Linked DNA regions of Homo sapiens: region 2 is linked to region 1. Evidence: chromatin contacts called from ENCODE Hi-C or POLR2A ChIA-PET data. All regions are on one chromosome and are shown on one strand. The core of a region is the stretch at or near the end of the contact, and the rest is flanking DNA. Distances in the headings are between cores, read along the strand shown. Region 1 has its middle 40 kb from the start of LINC02832. Region 2 overlaps LOC105373891 (a long non-coding RNA gene).

The links. A loop is a pair of places that touch in the nucleus more often than their neighbours do. ChIA-PET counts read pairs that join two places held with the same protein, here RNA polymerase II (POLR2A). Pooled maps may share reads with other maps.
Region 2: a pooled map shows a loop between it and region 1 (2.6-fold over the local background). The contact joins two enhancer-like sites. A Hi-C loop is called at or near these places in 1 of 50 pooled maps. POLR2A ChIA-PET finds 5 or more read pairs at or near these places in 2 of 52 experiments (BJ and WTC11).

Annotation. Positions count from the first base shown.
Region 1 is chr2:219,688,508-219,691,207 of GRCh38, reverse strand. No RefSeq gene overlaps it. Among named protein-coding and RNA genes, the nearest start is that of LINC02832, 40 kb to the left of the region's middle. RefSeq lists enhancers at 2,350-2,700, 2,034-2,700. Within about 2 kb of position 1,372, at least 11 of the 41 ENCODE cell types and tissues checked have a DNase peak (open chromatin) inside an H3K27ac peak, as active enhancers do.
Region 2 is chr2:219,996,251-219,998,950 of GRCh38, reverse strand. All of the region lies in intron 1 of LOC105373891 (a long non-coding RNA gene), which reads right to left. Among named protein-coding and RNA genes, the nearest start is that of MIR4268, 91 kb to the right of the region's middle. Within about 2 kb of position 1,395, at least 2 of the 41 ENCODE cell types and tissues checked have a DNase peak (open chromatin) inside an H3K27ac peak, as active enhancers do.

The sequences.
Region 1 (2,700 bases), core at 123-2,622:
GCCACTTCCAGCCTGTTGTCTGTTTTTATACTGTCAGCAAGTTAAGAATGATTTTCCATTTCAAAGCGGTTGAAAAAACTCAAAAGGAGAGTACTATTTCAAGACACATGAAAATTATATTCATGTTCATGAAATTTTATTGGAACACAGTCACATCCTTTCGCTTTTGCACCAAGACAACAGAACTGAGGAGCTGCGACAGAGACTGTATTGAGCCACAAGTCTAAAATATTTACTTTCTAAACAGGGCATGGTGACTCACGCCTCTAATCCCAGCACTTTGGGAGGCCCTGGTGGGCGGATCACCTGAGGTCAGGAGTTCGAGACCAGCCTGGCCAACATGGAGAAATCCCATCTCTACTAAAAATCAAAAATTGGCCAGGAGTGCTGGCGCACGCCTGTAGTCCCAACTACTTGGGAGGTTGAGGCAGCAGAATTGCTTGGGAGGTGGAGGTTGCAGTGAGCCAAGATTGCACCACTGCACTCCAGCCTGGGCAACAAAGCCAGACTCTGTCTCTAAATAAATTGATTAATTAATTTAATCAAATATTTACTTTCTGGTCCTTTTCAGAGAAAAATCTGCCCACCTCCACTCTAAGGTGTTGTGTGTTAAATATTTCCATTGTGGCCAGAGACCCACACAATCAGCAAGTGCTACCATTCCCATGCCTGGTATCAGGGGACCACGTAAGTAAGCCTCTTGCTAGGGTCCCCCGCCTGGGCCCCAGGCTCAAAGGAATGCAGGTAAAGTGACCGGAGGAAGCTCCTGCACTAGCAAAGAGGGCCACATACCACAGCAGATCCCAGTCGGGGCCGCCCAGCGGCCTGCTGGCCTCCTAGAGAGGCTCCCTAGCAACATGGAGTCAGCGTGCTCGGAACCCTTGACTTCACAGAAGCATTAGGTGAGCGCTCAAGGGCTTTTTGTGCACCAGAGGCAGTAAAATGCCATGTTTGCCAACATGTGAAATGCGCGGGGATATCAGATACATCTCAATTTTTCAGAAAGTTTTTTGGAAAAATAAAGACTAAGCTGTAAGGGAAATATTTTATTCCTATAAATATAGTACACAGGATTGTGACTCCATTAAAAAATAGTACGGTTTTGATACACAGTCTAGTATCCCTAAAAACAAGAATAAAATCACAGAGCTAAAAAGAAATATCTTGGTATTTAGGAATATGAGTTGCAGTGAAAAAATACTTAAATTCATAACATAGGGGAGTTACTCAAATTCCATATTCATCTGTGTGGTCTCTGGTTTTTGTTTTGTTTTTTGATAAGGGGATGAAAAGCGCTCACATTTGCAAAATGTATGTTGCCATCTTCTGCCACTAGGGGGTAGCATGCCCCATTATTTTACCTCTTTCTCAGCCTTCCAGCTGTGCCTGATACCAAAGCGTAAGACTGACAAGAAAACTTGTGTATATAATAAACGATTAGATATCGTACAATGCCATATATTTGATATATGTTATGTGTATAGTATTATGTAATACGTAATATATCTTATGTTGTAACATATACATTATTCATATATAAAGTATAAAATTTTATTTTGCATATATAATCCATCATTTGGGAAAAGCGGGGAATGTATCCTATATACCAGTAAACACAGCAAGCCTCACTAGTGCACAAAAAATCTAGTCGGAGTTCACCTGCTTCTATTAAAAGATTGAGGGCAGCTCTGCTTGATGTTAAAGGAGGGATTAGGGCTATTAGGATCTTCCCAGTGGAAAGCTCCAGAAAGTTTGGACCACCTAGAAGGCTGCGTGGTCACCGACCGGCTTGTGGAAGGAGAGGGAGGACGGGAGTCATGGGATGTACAGACTCAGTAGCCAAGGAATCTGAGAGATGCCCAATCTAACTCAGAAGCCAAGAGGCCGGAGCACCGCAAGGGCACAGGGAGCCCTGGAGCCTGAGGGAGAGTCCAGAGCTGCAGGCAAAGCCGTGTCAAGAGTCCAGGCTTAGAAACAGCCGCAAACCAACGCTCCAAATAGCTCAATGCGTCACATAGTCGGAATCTCAAAAATGTGACTTTAAGTTCATTTCCAAAATAAGACAAGGAGTGGCAGAAGGGAGATTCAAATTCCAACCTGTTCAGACATTCTAAAACATAAAACCCTGAATGTTTGGGGGCAATTAATCCAGAAAACATCTCAGTCAGCTTCTAACATCTGCCGCTGGAGCGAGGATGGAAAGCACTGGAAATGAAGGGCTTTCCTGGATCTGGGAATCTGGGTGCGCAGGCCAGTTCCCAACGCGCATGTGAACATCGCTTTTCTGCAGTCAGGACTAAAGCTGCCTTCCACATGGTCCACGTACATGAGGTCCGCACACATGAAATGTCTTTGTGCTGCTTCTCAGCATACATCATACTTTTCCCATGAATCATTTAAGACCAAAAAAAAAAAATACCTATGAGATAGGTATTAATATCATACCCACTGTACAGATTAAGAAACAGACACAGAGAGCTTAAGCAACTTGCCCAAGGTCACAACAGTGAGTGACGGTGCCGGGAGTTAACACAGAAAACTCTTTGTATTAGTCTGTTTTCATACTGCTATAAAGAACTTCCCGAGAATGAGTAATTTATAAAGGAAGGAGGTTTAATTGACTCACCGTGCAGCATGGCTGGGGAGGCCTCTGGAAATTTACAATCACGGCAGAAGGTGAGGGGGAAGCAAGGCACCTTC
Region 2 (2,700 bases), core at 146-2,645, 310 kb before region 1:
TCTACTTGACCCACAGCCTTGTCAACTCTTAGTATTATCAGTCTTTTTAACCCACTAGGGTAGTAGAATCTCACTGCGGCTTTAATTCGCATTTCTTATCTACGGTGCCCAAAAGTTGGCTGTCTCTTCCATGGCATCCTAAAGTTTCTACTTTACCTGACACATAGACAGTCACTCTGAACCCATGGGCGACCCCTGGCACTTAGAAACACAGTTAGCTCAGGACAGAGACAGATAAGGAGTGTGATAAACAGATCTTACTGTAGAACCTTAAGGAAACTGATGGCCACTTGACTCTGACACATCACTGACTTCAGCAGCCACTCTCTGTCCCAGAGTCTCTCCCGCTGAGGTGAAACTTCTAGATGCTTCTCCAGATCAAACTCCAACCAAGCGTTCACCTCACCCAGCAGAGCTGAGGAAGCCAAACTGCCAAGTGAGCTTGGAGAAGGGAGACTGTGAAGATGGCATGACACAGAAAACAATGCCCAGAGCATACAGTATGCAGATGTATGTAAATCATATATAAAAGCCAGAATGCAAGCCTTCAAGTGATAATGCTCTCCAGCTGTCCTAAAGGCTGTCTCCATTCCGGAGAACACCAGGGTGCGCTGGGGAACCAGCAGGCAGCATAGTTCAGCAAGAAGGGTATGGTTTTCCTCTTTCCTTTAATCTGGGAGCATGAGTTCACTAAGTCCCTAAGGATCCATAAAATGTGAAAGTCTGTTTTTTTTTTTTAATTGGTTGTCCATTTGTGTTCAAGTAAATGAGGCACAGCTTCTTCCAGTTGGTCTGCAGCTTGAGTCAGATGGCAAGAGAATGTCACCATCCGAGGCACCTGCTGCAGGCCTAGGAAGGGGCACGGCGGCTCTCCTGAGAATCTGGGATGGTGACCCAAGTATTTAACTCAGAATCAGTAGCCTGACTTGTGTCCCTAAGTGCCACTTATGACCTTGGGCAAGTAACTTCCTCTCTGTGAGCCTCATTTTTCCCATCTGTAGCATGAGCAGATTAGACTAGGATCAACTCTCTAAGGTCTCTAGATTTCTCTGAGCCTGTGATTCCAGGTAGAGTCCCTTCAATCTAAACGCTGATCAGAGTGAGTCATTCTGCCAAAGCACCAATGAATCCATTCCCACGTAGAGCAATTAGAGCTGCGCGAGTTCCTGCCACACGTCCAAGATGATAGAAAGCCCAACCCAGATTCTGTGCTGTATCATTGAGCATTAAGACACAACAAGGGCTCTGTTGCAGCATAATAATGCATGCCTGGCTGATTTATGAAGCATCCAACTTAGAAGCGCATTCTTCGGTAACGCCTTGTAATTTAGGCAGCACTCCATGAAAAACACAGGTAGTGGAGGCAGTTGTGCTCAGATCCGGTTACCTCCCACAACTTCCAACTTCCCTGCCCCTGTGCTGCCAGCCTTCATCTCCCCTTCCACCGTGTTCAGAAGCTTGGCTGCCCCTGCCTTGATCACACCTTTTTGCACAGCCAGTTCTCCCCAGTCTGTGGCGCCCCCTATTGGCTCTGGGATTTTGTCAGACGCTCCAGCTCTGCGTCACCAACTTCTAAGCTGAGCAATGGGAGCTAACGTCACTGTTGCTGTAACCCGTGAAATCTTAGCAATGAGGCCAGGCAGAAGACAACTACTACCAGAGAAACAGAGACATGAGCCTCCACCACAACCCATCTCCCACCCAGCCTAATTTTCTCCATAGCACTTATCTCTACCAATGTTTATATTTATTTTTACTACTTTTGTTGTCTGTCTTCCCCTTTGGACTTAAAGTCCAATGATAGCAAGGCCTTTGTTTTGTTCTTTACGGGATTCCAGCACCTAGAGAGTTGGCTGGCATTAAGGAGGCACTCGGTAATATTTGCCGAAGGAACCATTTATTCATTCAAATAAATAAAGATGTCAGGTGGTAGCAATGGCTATCGAGCAAACTAAAGCAGAGTAAAGGGGATGGGGTGCTAAGAAAATGAGAAGGTTGCTATTTCTGATAAGGTGGTCAGGGTGGGCTCTCTGCTAATGATACTTAAGCAGAAACCTGAAGAAGTAAGAAAATGAGCCGCTCGGAGATAAAGGGAGAAAATGTTTGAGATTGAACAGCTGATGCAAAGGCCAAGCAAAGCCTTGGCATGTTTACAGAGGACAGTGGGCTAAAACAGAGGGCAAGAGCAGAAGGTAATAAGGCCATGTGGTGTCAGGGCCACATCACCTAGAGAGGAGGTCAGCGAATCACGGCCTGTGGGCCAAATCTAACCTATCACCCACTTTTATAAGTAAAGTTTTGTTGGGACATAGCCATGCTTATTTGTTCACATGTTGTGGCTGCTTTCCTGCTGCAGCTGAGCTGAGTAGTAGCCACAGACGCCAATGGTCCACAAAGCCAAAAGTATTTACCATCTGCCCCTTTGCCAAAAAAAAAATGCCAGCCCCTCCCTTGATCACTGTAGGCCACTGTGAGGACTTCAGCTTTTTCTCTAAAGAACATGAGACACCATTAGAGGAGTGACATGAGCAGACTCACAATTTAGGAGGATTGGGATGGCTGCTGAGCAAAGAATAAATTGGAGGGGTGGAAGCAGGGAAATCAATTAGGAGGTGAAAAATGAAGGTGGTTGGGACTGGAAATGTAATCAGATCAGAAGATGCACAAAGTCTAGCCATTCTCACAGCCTGGAGTGAGCAG